2 separate regions of the Homo sapiens genome follow, and region 2 is linked to region 1. Evidence: chromatin loops called from intact Hi-C (ENCODE). Cell type or tissue: B cell. All regions are shown on one strand. Links, peaks and the distances in the headings refer to the core of each region. The heading gives the core; the rest is flanking DNA.

Region 1 (9,246 bases), core at 1,391-6,390:
TATCATTTAAAATGCAGCTGGTTCAAAAGAGATCAAGGTAACAAACTGCATCTAAGTTTCCCTTCAGTGAAATTACCTGATACAAAACCAAACCACTGCACTGTTGACTAAAAATATGTATTTTGTTATTTCAACATTAAACTGTAAGCTCCATAAAGACAAGGTCTCTGTGTATTTCACCAGGTCCAAGCCCACAATCAAGGTATGACTCTTAAATAAACAAATGGATTTTAATTTCTTATTGAATCAAACAAGAAGCGTCTCTGAATGGATGTCACAATGATACCTTTCGTCATTAACTTTTTATGGTAGAAAACTCCTTCCCAAGCTTCCACTTTTTCTCCCATTTTGGAGGCACATCAAAGGAAGAGAAAGAGCTCTGGGAGAGAAGACAAGAAAAAAAAATGAGAGTAGCAGGAAGGAATGTTATAGGAAATGGAAAAATGCCACCTGGGATAATCAGATCAAAATCTTGAGCTCCAAACCCCAAATGGCAATTTTTGCTTGCCTGTAAATACACATAGTTATACCGTTGATTGAGCAATGGTTACATTTGGTCGGAATTGTAAGAAGCTAGGCAAAGTGAAAAATATTTTTTGGACAAACTGGAGTATTCTAGGAAACCCACTTATCACGCTGACACAACTTGAAAGCATTCATTTATCCAACAAATATTTACTAAAACTTGCTGTTTGCTAAGCACTGTGCTTGGTGCTATGGATTCAAATAGGAACATGCAATGTATATCTGAGATTTTTTTTGAGGTCATGGATAAATTTGACAGTCTGTTATGTAGACCCTCTCCCCAGGGGAATGGACATTTAAACATGTACAATCTGTTAGGTAGACTCTCTCCCCAGGGGAATGGACATTTAAACATGTACATGTTTTACATACAATTTCAGAGAGGTCGTAGATCCTCCCAAAATCCTACAGCTGGATATTGTTAAATTAATTGGAATATTGACTGTTAAATAATGGAAGCTGTAGGATTTCTATATGTGTGTGTATATGTGTGTATATATATACACACACACACATATATATATACACACAGAAATATATATTTGCATGTCACTCCACATCCCAGAATAAGCTCATAACTGCCAAAAGAAAGCATTTATCATTTAAAACGCACTTGGTTCAAAAGAGATCAAGATAACAAACTGTATCCAAGTTTCCTTTCAGTGAAATTACTTGACACAAAACCAAATCTCATATATATATATATATATATATATATATATATATATATATATATATATATATATGTATCTCCTACATCTTCCATTGCTTTCTGCCCAAGCAGTGATCTACCCGCTGCTATGTTTCCTCTCTTTTCATTTCAATTAAATTCAGGTTATTTTCTGGACAGAAACCTCTTGATTAGAACATGCTGCAAAAGGAAGTTTGCAAAGGCAGGGAAGACAGCAGGTGATCTCACTCAGACCCTTCCCAATCTTAGAGAACTTCCTGAAGTAGCTCACAGAAATTAGTAAATCATTTTAACATAGTATTTAGAAACCTTCCCTAACCTGATTAATCAACTTACGGCACTTTTCTATTTAAAAGGTTTTACTCACTTAAAAACGCTTTTGCATTTTCAGTGTGTAAATAACCAGCCAGATATGATGCAGAATTTTCAGGAAAAAAATCAAGTCAAGGTGTCCAGTTTCACACCAAAAAAGAATGCTGGGTTGACATTTAAAGTACTTGTTTGCACAAAAGACACTTGGTTTTTTTTTTTTTAAATCAATTATCCTGCTCTCACTTGCTTTATCTATTATAATTTATGGATTACTGGAATTCATAACTGAATAATATGTAGATGTCACCTGGGGGTGCGAAACCAATTCTCCTACTTGGAATTGCCTGTCTAAGTAAGAATGACACCCAGTTTAGTATTTTGTCTCTGATTAGAGACACTATAGATTTGCAGTCGCCTCCATGTAATATAAATCAATAAAGAATAATTTTCCAGGCAGTAAATCAATTGTCAGTTCAAAGACCCTAATACCCTTGTGCAAGATTTATTGAGAACATGAATGGCAGTCTTGTTAGGAGATGTACAGCACGCTTTATAGGGACATAATAGTGTAAACCCCAAACTATTACCTTCACTATGGTGAAGAATCCAACAGGAATAACCCTTTCATTTCCATGGAAAGCAAACTCAAATAGATTTTTCAATTACAAAATGAAAAATTTTAAAGATAACAACAAGATAAAAATCTCTGGACTGGGAAGATATATCAGTCTTGAAGTCACCATAACCCTTTTGCTGGGACTTTCTGTACCTTGGGTGTGGTGGACCTATCAAATTAGTATTCTAAACCTTTGCCATCCAGTAGGATATCTGCTAGCCCCATGGGACTATTAAAATTTGCAATATGATTAGTCCAAATTGAGATGTGCTGTAAGCGTGAAATAAACACTGGATTTCACCTAGTACATCACAAAGAATGTAAAATATCTCATTAACGATTTTTACATTGTTTGCTGAAATGGTAATAGTTAGGATATGTAGGATTCAGCAAAATATATTGTCAGAATTAATTTCAACAATTTCTTTTTATCTTTGTTATAGGGCTACTATTTATTTTAAAAGTACATACGTGGCTCACATAATCTTTCTATTGTCCATCACTCTTCGTTGCCAGGCATGTTGAAAGAGAAGTCTTTTAACCCTAAAAATAAGTCTCAAGGGATGGGAGGTGGGTAAACCTAGGAGCACACCAAATATATCTTCATGGGTAAGTCCTTACAATTTTGGAAATAATGATAACAACCCAGAGTATTGAGAATTAATTTGCTAAAGTGGTCCAAGTGACTCACTCAACAATTGTATTATTGTCAGCCATGACGACCCAGCAAATCCTCAGCAGACCAGATCATTAGACAAAAATAAAACTTTGCTTTTTAGAAGAGACCAATATGTGGATCCTCTGAAGAGGTGGGAAAAAGATCATAGCTGGTTATTCATTGGGGGTGGAGGGAGAGGCTTCCACAGGCCATATGATAAACACGATTAAAGTTCTAGGCAAACGAAACTAGAGAGCCAGAAAGAAGAAAAATGCCACATCTGCTAATGGCTACATAATCAGATTTCAGCTGATGAGAGCTATATGGAAGATGAAGCCAAGAGAAGTCTGATTAACACTCTACAAAAATATTTTTAATTTGTTCGTGTCAAAACATATCTTTGATTCAATAGTTACAGTGTTATTCATTATTGTATGCCCATAATCTTGCACAGGATCTTACTCTAGAAAAATGCTCAATAAGTACTTGCTGGATGAATAAAATGATTAAATGGAAAGAAAAACAATGCATGATGCAAATTTTTCTACTGCACAGAACTAGAAATATTCATGGAGCAGATTAGACAGTTTGTAACTCCAGACAATGAAGAAGGAAATATTAAGAGTAGATTTTTAGACAGAAGAATAAGGAAAAAGTAAAATGCAAAATAACATTAATGAGTCCTAAATCAGGGGAAGGTAAACAAGAATTATAAAATGAAAAGAATATTAGAGTCTAGGCTAATTTTTATAATTCTCCGGCTGAGAATTATAAGTCATAGGCTTTCTGAATCTCAAAATTTAAAGTTGTGTAAAAGGCTTTGAAATTAATTATAAAACTTCAGCAGTCTGTAACGTCAGTGATATGGGAGAAATCAAAGAATCTAACAATCCCAAAATCCTCAGTAAGTCCTTTAACAGATTTAACATCAAGAAGAAAATGCATGTACATTTCAGTGCTTCTCAACCAGGGGTGACTTTGCACCCCAAGGGATGTTTGGCAATGTCTGGAGACGTGTGTCTGTGTGTGTGTGCGTGCGCACATGTGCGGGTGTGTGTGTGTGTGTTATTACAACTAGAAGGTGCTACTGACATCTACTGGGTAAAACCAGATATCCTGCAAAGCACAGAACAGCCCACCTCCCCCCAAAGAATTACCCAGCACAAATGTTAATAGTACAAGTTTGAGAAATGCTGATCTACAGTGATACAGAAGCAGTATTTACAGAAGCCAAGAATGGCGAGACAAGAATATGCCAGAAATTTCAGAGCACTCTGCTGATAGGACAAAAGAATAGTTTGTAAAGACAAGCTTAAAAGAATGAAATAATACCTAAATTCATTTTTGGTCCCTGGTTTTTCTCTCAATAGCATTTCAGAAGTTTTGCTAGAATTCTTCTTAAGAAATCATCATCTCTAAGAAAATGAGAAAAAATAATTCAAATTTATATGGGAGATGTATGTGTATTTTATGCAGAGGAAGTAAAAATTATGCTTTATTCTATTATGAATAAAAAGACTTGTCATAAATTGAGTCTGGGTTCATTTCTTTATGCTTAATAAAGCCTGCACACAGCATCTGAAGAGAAAGTAGATAGAAAATGTACCCATTAAAATATTTACCCTTCCAAGTAACCTAAAGTGGTAAGAAATATAGGCTTAATTATCTTCTAAGATTTTCAGCTATCACCTGAATTTGTAGTCCTACTATACTTGAAAAATAGAGAACAAGTTTAATACTAAATTTAAATCTACTGCTTTAAAAATACTTTCCTTGAGCTGCAAACTATAATCATGTATTCTATATCACCATGAGTTTTAGTACATTAATACGATATAAATTATGCTTTAAAGATATATTCATGATTTATAATAATTGCAACTCTCAGAAACTAATAGCCAGAAGCACTTGACTTTTACCTTCAAATATTCTCACTCAAATCCAGTTAAAATACTGTTTGAATCAGCATAAGAGCTTCTATAGTGGGATTTTAGAAACAATCATCATTTTTTAAAGAACTCTGCTATTATGTTAATACTTAATAGCTTGATGTGTTACTCTTCCCAGGTAACATATTTTTATTTTTGTAAAAGTTTATTAAGAATATGCTTTAATAGAATTCTACTGCTGACATTTTCAAGGGCACAAAGCTAGAAAGTATATATGCATATGGATGGGTGGGAGGGAAGACGTGGATGAAGGGTGGGTAAATTTTTAGAATTTCTCACCATATTAGTTTGCTGAAGACACTATAACAAAGAACCAAAAATGGTCTGGCTTAAAACAACAGAAATTTATTCTTTCACAGTTATGAAGGCTAGAGGCCTGAAATCAAGGTGTCAATAGGGTTGGTTCCTTCTGGAGACTTTAAGGAAAAATCTGTCCCATGCCTCTATCCTAGTTTCTAGTGGTTGCTGGCAATCCTCAACATTACTTGGCTGTGGCAACATTTAACTCCAATATCTGCCTCTGTCTCCATATGGCTTTTTTCTCTGTGTTGCTAGCTCTTCTTTGCTAGTTGGTCTCTCTGTTTCTTCTATTAAAAGGACACAAGACATGAATTTAGGGCCCACCTAAATTCTGGGATGATTTCATCTCTAGATCCTTAATTAAATCCCTCCACAGATCCCTATTTCCACATCCAAACACATTCTGAGGTTCTGGCTGGACATAAATTTGGAAGAGAGACATGATTTCAGCTCACTACGCTCACCATATCTTATTTGTGGTCAACTATTTTGTTTAAATAAAGCTCTGACTCTGTCTGTGTATCCCTCTCTCATTTTCCTTATGGCACCACGCCTGAAATTGAATGTGGATCACCCTTCCCAAGGACCCATGATGTCATCTATAAAATAGCATCACCACCAACAGATGTCAATGAAAGAACCCAAACTGACTTAGAATAAAGTAGCCAATATACCAGCTTGGGGCTTTTTTAAAAAACAGGTTGGGTATATTAGATAAGTGATTTAACTTTTCAATGTCTGTGTTATCAGGAAGGTTAAATGATATAATGTACTTGGAGTTTGATCCTAGCTCTTCCACTGAATAGCTATTTGACCTTAGACAAATTACCCAGTTTCCTTTATCTCATATTCTTTATGGATAAAATCAGAATAATATAGATTTTAATGGCAAGAGAAAAATCTTGCATATGAATATGCCTACCACTGTGGATCTGACGGTTAGCCAGATAATAAATTTTATTTAGCCAGCACAATGGAGTTTATTTATTATTTGAATTTAAATTACTTTAGGCAGAGCAGGCATTCTCTTCAATTTGCCATAGGCTCCACTCTCCATTTGAATGAAACTGAGTTTATCTGTACTGAGAGGCCTTTGAGTTTATGTCTACAATGTTAATACGTAGCAAAAATTCAGTAAAGGAGTAACATCAGAGGCTACCTGTCCCAATACTAACTGTCCTGTTCAGAAAAAAGGAATTCACCACCTACAGTGAAAGCTCACTCCGTATTTTAAGATAACCCCATTTTCTGGTAAATTATTCCTTCCGTTCCTGTAACTTTTATTCATTGACCTTAGTTTTTATCCCTAAGACAATATTAACGAAATCAAATCCTGCCTTTATTTACATAAATACATCTGCTGTGACTCCTCAATACATGAGATTTGTATAACAGCATTCAAAGCCATGATTATAAATTACAATTAGTATACATCATGAAGTCATTCATCTCAATGTTGTCAAATATTGCCCAAGGAATTTTCCATTCCATTAGATAATTATACTCTAAGCTAATAAGTAATCAGCCCTCCTTTACTTTTTGACTTTGTAGAATATGATGGGAAAACTCCAATTAGTCACTCCCAATGTTTATAGGAAAAAAGGACAGAAATATACCCTTGTATGAATTTAACAAGAGCTTTCCTTTATTCAATTTTCTTGGGGACAAGGGTCATAGAATCAGAAAAATGGACAATTTTCTTTCATACAGCAATAATTTTTAAACCACTCTTAACTTTCAAATTTAGCAATAAGATGTAGTAAGACTTTTCCCCAAATCCCAGGCTACCTGTCCAGTTTCAGGATTTTTAAAGTTTGGGATACAGTGAAAATGCTAACATGAAGCTACTGATCAATGGTCAGATGTCAGCAGTCTGGAGAATTTGACAGACACTCTGGATCAGCCCTGGTAATCCTGATATTCCTGATATTTAGAATGCGTAAGAAATACCATTCACCTTGGACAGTGACTTCTCATGCTAAGGCTGTAATTACCAAGTGGTCAGATGTCAATATAGTCAGCCTTCTGAAATGGCTATAGGAATTCTATGAGGTCTAGAATGCTGAGATACTAATCTTGCTGATGGCAAAATAAACTACTGTCACCAAGCCCTTGATATTTAGCCCTATAGAAACTAATTCCCTTGGGCAATCCAAAGTGCCCCATACAGTAACTACTGGGGATGGCAAAGACAAGAATGCCATAGCTAGTAATTTTCAAAGTATTCCATGTTTACATTTCTATCCATTTCCCTCACATACTAACTTCACCAAAATAATCCTCTGATTAAGAAAATAGTTGCATTTAAAATTTTCTAATGCAAAAGTCTATGAAGTCAGTTGAGTGATCCTAATTTATCAATTACAAATTTAGAAAAAATACTATGGTATGCCAAAGAGGTTTTTAAATTAACATTTTCAAAGACCCACACAAAAACTAAATATACATTGTAGACAAGTACAGCAAAGCAATAAAAGAAAAAGATAAAAATCACTAGTAATCAATCCTAGCCATCAGAGGTAACAGGTGGTAAAATCTGGATTTTCCATAGACTTATTCAGACACCTGAAGACTTATAATAATGGAAAGTAAGACGATTATCAACTCTATATGCTATGGCTACAGTTTCTACTTAGGTGATGACCTTTTCTACTACCATTTTATCCAGCTTTACATCCTATGATGTCAGCCTACAGAATTTCTCCTATATTCTATATATACACTGATCGACTCTCAAAACTTTATCCTATATGTACACTGATCTACTCTCAAAATTTTATCCTATATATACATCTACTCTCAAAACTTTATCCTACATATACACTACTTTATCCTATATATACACTGGTCTACTCTCAAAACTTTATCCTATATATACATCTACTGTCAAAACTTTATCCTACATATACACTACTTTATCCTATATATACAATGATCTACTCTCAAAACTTTCTGCCGCTGTTACCATGTAATTCCTGCTATCTGAATATTTAGAATAACTAGTAAAATTAGCCTGAATGATAATCATCACATTGTATTGTATGCAATAACTAAAGCCATATTACTCAGGCTTTAAATTAAGAAGCCTAGTTCAGTAAAAATGAATTTGGTACAACCTAATGTTTGATACTTGATACATTTATTTAGTTTTTCAGAAGACGAGATCTTTATTTGGCAAATATAGGCAAATTAGGCAAATAGAATAAACATACTTCAGGGATTTTAAAACATTAATAAATGCATAGTCATAGTAATATTTCTTAAGGAAACCAAAAGATGCATTTAATCAAAATTATTTCTCATCTCCAATATGCTGATGAACTGTGAAAGTATCAAAAAGTCAAAGTAAAAAATGAAAACAAATTGACTTTTTAAGCCATGGTAATTGTACTTAAGTTATTACAGGCATTTTTTAAAAAGTATGTATCTTATAGTTCAAAAATTTCAGTCCATAATTCAGAGGGAAGATGAATTAATCCCAACAATGCCATTAAATAGTATTTAATAAATATCAACATTGGAAATGAGACAATAGGATGATCAAGAGAGTGGGTCTCATCATTGACCCGCTGTAGCAGCAGGCTAGGATGGGACAACACAGATCAAGGGTGCAAGTTGAGGCATCTCCTGTAATGAGCACAGCCTGTGAACATGAACAACAGTTACATTTTACTGATTTTCTACATTCCAGTTTCCTTCAGGCAGCCTTTTAAGTGAGTCTTATGGGAATAAAGACAGAGGCTACTAAACCTTTATGTAGCAAATAATACCAGAGAGATTGGGCCAGGCATGGTGGCTCACACCTGTACTCTCAGCACTTTGGGAGGCCAAGGCAGGATGATCACCTGAGATCAGGAGTTCCAGACCAGCCTGGCCAACATGGTGAAACCCCTTCTCTACTAAAAATATAAAATTTGCTGGGTGTGGTGGTGCACACCTGTAATCCCAGCTACTCAGGAGGCTGAGGTGAGAGAATCCCTTGAGTACAGGGGCCGGAGGTTGCAGTGAGCCCAGATCACAACACTGCACTCCAGCCTGGGCAACAGAGCAAGACTCTGTCTCAAAAAAACAAAAAAAAAAAGAGAGAGAGAAACAGAGAGAGAATGGCAGCTAAATAGAGGATACTTCTCATTACCAGGATAAATGATGGAGAAGCCCAGAATAGCAACACAACACTGAGCTAGAAGTTAAAAGT
Region 2 (9,246 bases), core at 2,725-7,724, 100 kb before region 1:
ATTGTTGTTATAAACCACTACATTTTGGGGTGTTTTGTTAGGCTGAAAGTGATTAAAGGAGAAGGATCATTTTCCTTCTAAGGTTATAACCCAGAATCTGCACAGATCCCTTCTCTCGTGCCACTGGTGAGAATTTAGTTATATGTCTATATTAGCTGCAAGGAACGTGGGGAAAGGTAGTCTATTGCTGGTTGTTGACATGTCCAGCTATAACTAGACACATTTCTCTATTAAAAGAAAAAGAGAGGAATCTATATGTGGGGGCAACTGGTGGTCTCTGCCACTTCTACCTATTTTGATGGTTGTGAATATTAAATGTGAAATAAATGTAATGGTTTTGGCCCAATGACTGTAACCCAGAAAGGTCTCAGTAAATGTTTGCCATCGTTGATATTTAGAATTGGAAATTAATGACATTCGTTTAAAGGGTCACAAAGAATACTCAGAAGTATCAAGTTCTCCATACCTAGTTTTGGTTTGCCCTGATCTTCCAGCAGCCCCTCCCATCTCCCAAACTCAAGTCAGGAACCATATTAGAAGATCCACAGAGGGAACATCAACAGTGACATTGAAACACTGTGTCTACTGATCTGATTCAGACAAAGCCTGGATGTCTATTAGAAAAGATTAGATACATGGCATAAAGCCAGGGGACAGGACTCAAGCAAGTCCTTTCAATTCTATCCTCCATCACTGTATAATAAATAGAGAATGTCACTGAGAAACTGTCAAAAACCAGAGTTGGAAGGGTTTATCTTTCTTTCTCCTTATATTGCTACTAGGAGTTTTGTTAAATAAATATAAAAAGGTAGAGTGTAATAAACTATCTTGGCCTTGAGGAGAGAGGGAATAAAACAGGTGTCCATTTTCTGAAGCCAATTTTTGTCCCTTTCCAATTTTAAAGCAAAAGAAATGAAATACAAGAGCAGAATGAGAGATGGGCTGTGGGAAACTGATAGAAAGGAAACCTAAAGGAAGGCTTATGAAAACAACTTGATAGATGTAAATAACCCCCCCATAAAAGATGATCATCACTTACCTACCAGTTAGATGATCACCTGACAGTAACCATTGCATTAGTAAGCAGTCATTAAACAAGCATTAGTCATGCACACATTTGCCTGTATTTTGAAATTTGGTGTTTTGAGTTATATCCCCCAGACTACTGGATGGCCTCATACCTGGTAAACAGTTATTACTGTTATAATCTGTGTGAATCATCTCTCTCTCCTTCCAGAGTTGCTGTCAACTCAGAATTTGCTATTACAAGTCAAATCCTGAAACGACCTGAAAAAGTATATCTAAGGTACCCTGGATGGAAGAAAGATCAAATAATCAATAAGTAAAGTGACACATGCACAAAAGAATGAGACAGCAGTGAGATGCAGGGCAAGTGGGGGCCACCCTGTGAGTGGCAGTATTTACAGAATACGTCCACTTGAGACGCAAGAAAGGGTTCGAGGTCAACAACAACAAGAAAAACAGAAAGTCCTGAGAAAGAAGGTTTTGTCAGGAGCCATATTCGTGTATGGCCTCAAAGCTGAGAGTGAAGTGTGCAAAGATGAGCCAGAGAGTACAAACGACTTTCCAAAGGACTTCAGAAATGGGAGAAGCATCGTAGACCGGGACAATGGCACAGAGGAGGGAAGAAAGACAGATGGCCCCCAAACAGCACCTTTAAAAACACTTTTTAAATTCAAAGTGATTAAGAAATGAACACCCATATTACCCATAGTGGTTATCTTTAAAAATGGGACACTGTTAAGATAATCCTATCAAAGGATTAAGAAATAGCAATATAGAGATAGGAGGAATCCAATCAAAGATTAAAGTGTGATGTCCAAGAGATATGTCAGCATTTCCAGGGGGTATACAATGGTGTACTAGTTTCTTCTGAGGGTAATAGATACTACACAAAAACAAAAAATATGAAAAGGGGTAAGTTAAATGTTGTTGAACAGATTTCTTCACTGTCAAGAGTATTCAGAGGAAATGTGCATTGTGAAACTCCAAAAGGGAGGTGTGTGATACATGCATGTCTGTTCCTCCCTCATCACCCCTACTTTTCCTTTTGGGAGCAAAATGCTGCTTGCACTGGGATTTTTTTTATCAGAGCGTTCAGTTCATACCACCCTTTTCTAAACTAGTAGATATGGCTGCTCCCTCAGGGTAGTATGTAGATTAGTTTTATAGGGCCTTTCTATGGGAAAGAAAGGGTTTCAGCAGGGCATGTATAGGAGGGGCTTCTCTGGTGCTTGCATAGTGGCCTTACATGTTTCTTCATACATCTCATGTAACATAATGAAATTTTAAATCCCCATCCTTGGGTATGATCTTTAGCATTAAAATGAGGGAGGGGTAACTTTAAGTTGAACTGCGCAGACAGGACCCTGGAGCAGTCCCTAACCCGCTAAACCAGGGACTTGAGGTTAATGGCTTCTTGGGTCTTTTGTTGCTGATTGGCTGGAAGTTGGGTAAGCTACAGCTTGGGTAAGAGGCTTGTTCCTTCTCCTCTAAACCACAGCAAAACAGGAAACCAGACAGCCTGCCTGTCTCAAAATGACCCAGTGTAGGCAAATCAGGTTCTCCCTCTGAGGAATGTGCCACTTTTAGCAGATGGACACAGAGGTAAAACTTAGGGCCATGAAGCATCACTACTTTATTCCTGCTAAGGGGTTCCCCTTCCTTCCCAGGGCCTAGAGGTTCAGGCCTCCTTCAGTGCTCTGAGCTGCCACATATCCTTCCACAGAATTCCACTCAGGCTTGGTAGCCAGAGATCCTTTGTTTGTAATCAAATCACTCTGAGGACAGCAACTTGCAACACTTCACAAATACATTTGAGGAAGGATTTGTTTTGTTTTTTTGGCAAAATAACCCTCTGAATGGGTTATCTGCAGAACACACGCTGCTCTAGGTAATAATAGAGGTCTTTTGTAACATACTAAGGGGACATAAACTGTCCTGGATGCTTATATTTGCTCATTGAAAATCACCAACTAAGGAACAATAATGCATCCCTCTCTATGTGTTTATGCCATAGAGAGGGTTGATATGGCCTTGCTAGCGATGGTGAAGCCACCACACAAAGGCACTGTATTGGCACTAAAACGATCGAGGGTCACAGGACTCCTACTCTGGGGAGAAATGTAATGTCCTTAGTGAAGCATAGAATTTACCAGGGTGTCATATTTCAAACTGACTGCAAAAGGGAACCTTGAGCTTACCACAAGGCTAGAGCTTCCTGGAGAGCAATTAGGCTGGTTTACAGAGCAATCTCCCTCACTCTAGAAGTGATACCGGACGGGGGGCAGGGAAGTGCTGGGTAGAGAAGGGTGGGGTCCCTGGTGAGGGCTCCACCCTCAGATCTGTGCCCACGGACCTAAATGAGGACAGGCATTTCTGTTTCTGTGCCCAAAATGTTGCCTTTTCGCCCACCACACCCACTATCCTGTGCCCATAAAAACCCTGGACCGTAGCAGGCACACACACAGGCGGCTGGACATTGAGAGGAGCAGAAGAACACACCAGCAGACACCGGCAGGCCAGTGATGGCCGAACAACGTGGATGCCAATTCAGCCAGGGGCATCTGGAGGAGAGTTTGGCCGCTGGGCAGGATCGACTCCAGGGGAAGAGCACCTTCCCACCCCATCCCCCTTCTGGCTCCCCATCCATCTCACTGGGAGCTACCCTCACCACTCAATAAAATCTTGCACTCATTCTCCAAGCCCCCGTGTGATCCGATTTTTCCAGTACACAAGGGAAAGAACCCAGGATACAGAAAGCCCTCTGTCCTTGTGGTAAGGAAGAGGGTCTAATTGAGCTGATTAACACAAGCTACCTGCAGATGGCAAGGCTGAAAGAGCACACTGTAACACACGCCCACTGGGGCTTCAGGAGCTGTGAACACTCAACCCTAGATGTTGCCATGGGGTCGGAGTCCAAAAACACTCCCCACCATCTGCTCATCTGCAAGTTGCCCCTAGGGCTTTGAGCACCAGGGCACTGAAGAAACCGGCCACACCCCTGCCACTACACGCCCTGTGAGGGAGATAAGGGAACTCTCCTGTTTCAGCAGGGTGTGGAGGGATGGGGGAAGGAGCGCTCATAAGTCTCCTCCCAAAGCCTAGCAATGGAGTGGGATGTTGGTATGTATATTTTTAGAGAGAAAAACAGCTTTTAAATTATATTCATTTAAGAAAAGTAAAATACTCTAATGTAGAGGCAAAACAAAGAAATATCCTTTTACAGGAAATGGGGGCTGGGGGACAAGTGAAAAGAAGGAATAGAAAGATGCTAAAAGCACATACCTAAATCATGTTAACTCTATCTTTGTGTTTCTACACAATTTCTGGAATGACAGGTACATGAACAGCAATAGCAGTAATATTCACAATAGTAATAGCAAATATTAATACTATGATTTGGGTCGTATTCTATTTACATTACAAACCATTATCCCCAACTACACAGATGACAAAACTGAGGCATGAAAGTAGATTAACTGTCCACAAGCCTGCCTCTTTAACAAATTAACTTCCCCATAGCTAATTATCTTACCCTAAACTAATTGTCTTCTTCTCTACCACACAAAAACATGCAAACATGATATAACTTAGAGTGATCATAGTGATAAAAGAAAGTTGTATATAGGCATATATATGTATGTATACGTATATATACATACATATATATACATATCCACACATATCCAAAAGGCTGCATGAAGAAGAAGGAATAATACAATGAATAATAAATGGACTGAGGCCCTAAAGGGGCGAGAAATGAGAGATAAAGACAGACTTACAGAACGCTTGGGAATACATCTTTCTCTTAGCCTGGAGGACAGTAAGAAGAGAGAAAATAAATGTTTTGTGGTAGATATTGGCAATTCATGCCCAAAAGCTTTTCTCGGAGAGACATAATGCAAGGCAATGTGGAAAAAAACAAAAAGGATGTTTTTAATCTGTTTATTTTTTTTAGTCTATTGGCCTGGATTAGCACTTTTTTTTCTAAAAACCCATCCATTATCTCTGTAGGATATGGATATTTATCCATGGTAGAAGTTAAATTGATGTTTATGGAGCAAATCAATTGTGTGTGTTTGCACTCTAACTAACAGCTCTTTCCAGCTTTCGCAGGAATATTTTTACAAACTTTACAGTTTCATTATGAACATTCTGTTTATTCAGACTGTGTGAAGATTTCCAATGCATTTGTTCTACTTGTATTCTAAAGTCCTGAAGACTGTTTCAAAATTATAAATCATTTGGGTCCCAAACTCAGATGACGCCAGAGTCTGGGCAAATAGCATAAGTGAATGAAGCAATCTGCATGTAAAAAAAAAAGATATGGCTAGTTTGTTGTGCCTCTTGTGGCCGCTTTTCATAAAGGCATGGGTACAGAATATAATTTAAGGAAAGTTACAGCAAAAGTGCCCTGATAATGACAAACCATCATTGGTCCTAGTCTCAGAGAAATAATAAGGAGGGGGTAGGTATTATCACAAATTGGCAAATTTATGATCATCTAAAGCTGGTAGCTGCTACCCAGACTTACCCATTGTTGCCACATATGAAATGTGATAAAATGTGGTAGATGACAAAAATGACCCTCCCCACTCTTTCTGTATCTAAGCAATGTAATTATGCAGTAACTTCATACTTACTTTTGCATGAAAAAAAGCTAATCCAGGCCAGTAGACTCAATAAGCAGATTATAGAAGGTTGTTTGTTACCCACTGTTAGCATGGTAATAGATAACTGATACAGAAATTCAGATAAGAACCTAAGAAAGTGAAATCTAATTTTTAAAAATCAGCAGCTAATTTTTTTTAATGACATAGCTCAAACACAACCATTTCTATGGATCTGATCCAGACCACAGGCCACTATTTTGCATTCTCCATTCTAATCCCTTCATTTTACAATTAAGAAAAGACATTCAAAGAGATAAGATATATTTTCCAAAGCCAAGTAATTGGACCTCAGCGGTGTTGATTCACATAATATGGTCACTTTTTAAAAAACAACTTAGTGTCCTCATTTGAGTGCATGGATATTTCCAAATCACTGGGGCCTTCCCTCTCCATTCTTTCCATTACTTTGTTTTTGTCCAGGGGCTAGATCCACGTGAAGAAAATATTGCATTCTTCTCTATCAGCCTCATCTGAGCCCTGTCAGCTGCCATTTTTTGAGGAGGACATCTGAATTCTCCTTTCCCAGCAAAGGTAATACTTCTAAAAATGTGCTTGAGGCTACAAACTTGGTATATAATTTTGGCATTAAACTCATACCTCCTCCCTCCACAAAACACATGAATAAATGATGCTTCTAATTTAAAGTGGAATAACTTTTATACCATGCTGACTAAGGAAAAAATCCCACGAAATGTGAATAATGTTGGTCTTGGCCAAATAAAAACAGTAACAATCTAGGATAAAAGCAGACAGGCAAATTCTAATAGGGCATATGTCCATTCATTTAGAAAAACATAGCTTCTCTTTCACAGAGCTACTGAAGGAGAACCCATATTGAAAGATGTGATTATTGTTTTAGCTGAGATTCATAAAGAGACTGAACAGCTGCACACTTTATTAGATCTAATCTAAATACCTGCTACTTGTGTTTTGTGCTGGGAGATATTTATGTTATCAATTCAAGTTTATACTAACCATCAGGAAGAATACTCCCTGTAGCTCTGCTGACTCAAAATAATGACTTGTAAGGGCGCTCTAATGACAGAACAAGGGGCAATTATAGACACAGCGTGAGCCTTGGAAAAACTGTGTGATGTATTTTGTGCACTTGATTGACCTCATGTTCAAGTTCATTTGTGCCTCACTGTTGTAGATAAGGCCTATGCCTCAGGGTATATGCCTTGTTAATTTCAATATAAGAAGACAGAATGGATTAGATCAGATGGCTCAAACAAAAAAACAAAGCTGCACCAGCGCTTGACGGAAAAGTGATGACACATTGGGGTCTACCAGAAGGAACCATCAAATATCTTTCAGGGAAGAATGAGAAGTTAGAATAATCAATATGGAGTGTTAATTCATTTCAACTCTTGAGATAACTAAAACAATGTACATCTCCTTATGTCTTTATGTGATTATGGTGACTTCTTGGGGAGGACTTGGAATTCATCATAAAATAAGAGAGGGATAGGAAAACGAAAAGAAAACAAGAACTTACTATAAAATAAAGTTACTGTGAGCTATCCATAGATTACATTGCTTTAGTGTAAAACTATTCGGCAGTCTCTGTGCATGTCACTTTGAAATACATACCTGCTGTGCTGTAAATCACTGAATGAGGAAAGGGGAGAAAGATTTTCTGATGGGCTGTTTATAATCCCAATTCTATACATGTTTACTTAAAGATGGGGGGGTGGATAAAACAAGGGGAGTGTAGGAGTGAAATTATTGTTTATTTATTTTCACCAATGTTAGTGTTTACCAAAAAGGAACAAATTCTCGTTTTGTTGTGTACAAAATTACAGAGGGAGCTCAAGCACGTAACAATATTGCAGACTGCCTTGAAAATAACGTGGAATAACTGGTACTTATGCAATTCCTCAGAAATATAGCTTTGATTCTAAATTGGCTGCAAAGAGGTGTTCCAAAATAGTAATTTCATCAGTCTTGGCTGTTTGCTAATAGTACCATCTAGTCAACTCTGCCTGCATTTCCAAATTGGTTGTTAGAAAAACCTACAACAGTCTTGGTAAAAACTTGCAATCAATGTTTTCTAAATGATACTGGAAACCACATCTTTGGTCTCCTATTGTTATCCACGCAATCTTTGAGAAAGGGCATAATTAATATGTAATTTTGAATGAAGAAATTTCTTACCCAAAATATACAAATGAAGTGCCAACCTAGCAAAGTATGGAGGCAAACAATGCCAAGTGATTAAAAATTGGAATATGGGAATCTATTCTGTGTTTATCTGGCCTGAAAAATTTAGGCTGGAAACGGGTCATAACTGAAGCTGTATGAATGTAAGAGCTATTATAGGAACAGACAAGATTCTGATGTTTTCTACACCTATTTTTGCTTCAGATATTAGGGTAAGAGTAGGATATATATGCTCAAACACCCATTGCCTTTTAAAAAATTGATTTGCAATAATCTGAATTTTAAAAAAATTTAATCAAGATGTCAGACAAAATACACTGATTTTAAGCAGTATGTAGAAAATAATTATATATGGATTTTCAGATTTCTATGAGAAAATAGATATCTGATGGAAAGTTCTTGCTTTAGGGAAGATGTTTCCTGTCCACTAAAGCAATATGCTTGGTGTAAAAAAAAAAAAAAAAAAAAAAAAAAAAAAAAAGTCTATGATTTGGACTTTTTTTTTTAAGTAGAGATGGGGTTTCACCATGTTGGCCAGGCTGGTGTCAAACTCCTGACCTCAGGTGATCCGCCCACCTTGGCCCCCCAAAGTACTGTGATTACAGGTGTGAGCCACCAGGACCGGCTTCAATTTGGACATATTTTGGCTAGAAAGTATCTATTCATCTTTTGTCCAGTAAAGTAATTTTCCTCTGGAAAACACCTACCAACTTTCATTTCATGCATTTAGGGAGGCTCATGATTCAATCCCTGGCAATGATGTAAGTTTGGCTAATCAGACCTTCTCATTTTTCCTGGCTATAGTAATTTCAAACAGAGCATCTGATACAGTTAAGAGCCATGGGAGAGTGCCACCCTGAAAATTTTCTGCAATTACTGAGAAAAGCACTGGGTTTGAACCTGGAAGTATTTGGCCTAGAGCTATTGGCAGCCATTCTAACATTAAATGGGGCCTGAGAATGACTCCATCAAAATAAAAGATAGCTCCACAAGATAAAGTGAAAATAAATTCTGATGCATTTATTTAGTTATTAAATCATTCATTCAACAAATGTTTATTAAACATTTACTAGGGACCAGGACATGTGTAGTGGGGACAATGGTAATATAAATTTTTAAATAATTTCAGAGTGATATGAGAATGTAAAACTAATAAGGCAAAACATACTAAGAAGGACTAGGTAGGTTTTCTATATAGTCAAAAGCATGGGGCAGCAAACTACATCAGATGGACTAAATGTAGTTTGTACATTTTGAAAGCATTGTTACAAGGGAGAGAGGAGGCAGACTATGCCACAGACACCATATGTGGCTATCAATGCCGAAAATCCTTACTATCTATCCCTTTATAGAAAAAAATTTACCAGTCTACCAAATAGTTGTCAAG

What was found. A loop is a pair of places that touch in the nucleus more often than their neighbours do. Peaks named below come from ENCODE experiments on the same cell type or tissue, not always from the same donor. Only the 100,000 strongest peaks of a DNase experiment are listed, where the experiment ranks them.
Region 2: it touches region 1 in a loop (1.9-fold over the local background); 1 of 110 quality-filtered maps calls a loop at or near these places.

The regions. Positions count from the first base shown.
Region 1 is chr5:163,804,308-163,813,553 of GRCh38, reverse strand. No RefSeq gene overlaps it. Among named protein-coding and RNA genes, the nearest start is that of MAT2B, 300 kb to the right of the region's middle. In B cell, for the core only: no CTCF peak of the experiment used is centred there; a DNase peak (open chromatin) is centred at 3,873.
Region 2 is chr5:163,909,835-163,919,080 of GRCh38, reverse strand. No RefSeq gene overlaps it. Among named protein-coding and RNA genes, the nearest start is that of LINC03000, 380 kb to the left of the region's middle. RefSeq lists a silencer at 2,501-2,610 and enhancers at 2,962-3,508, 3,591-3,720. In B cell, for the core only: a CTCF peak has its summit at 5,357; DNase peaks (open chromatin) are centred at 3,240, 3,940 and 5,380; H3K4me3 peaks cover 2,076 bases; H3K27ac peaks cover 4,499 bases.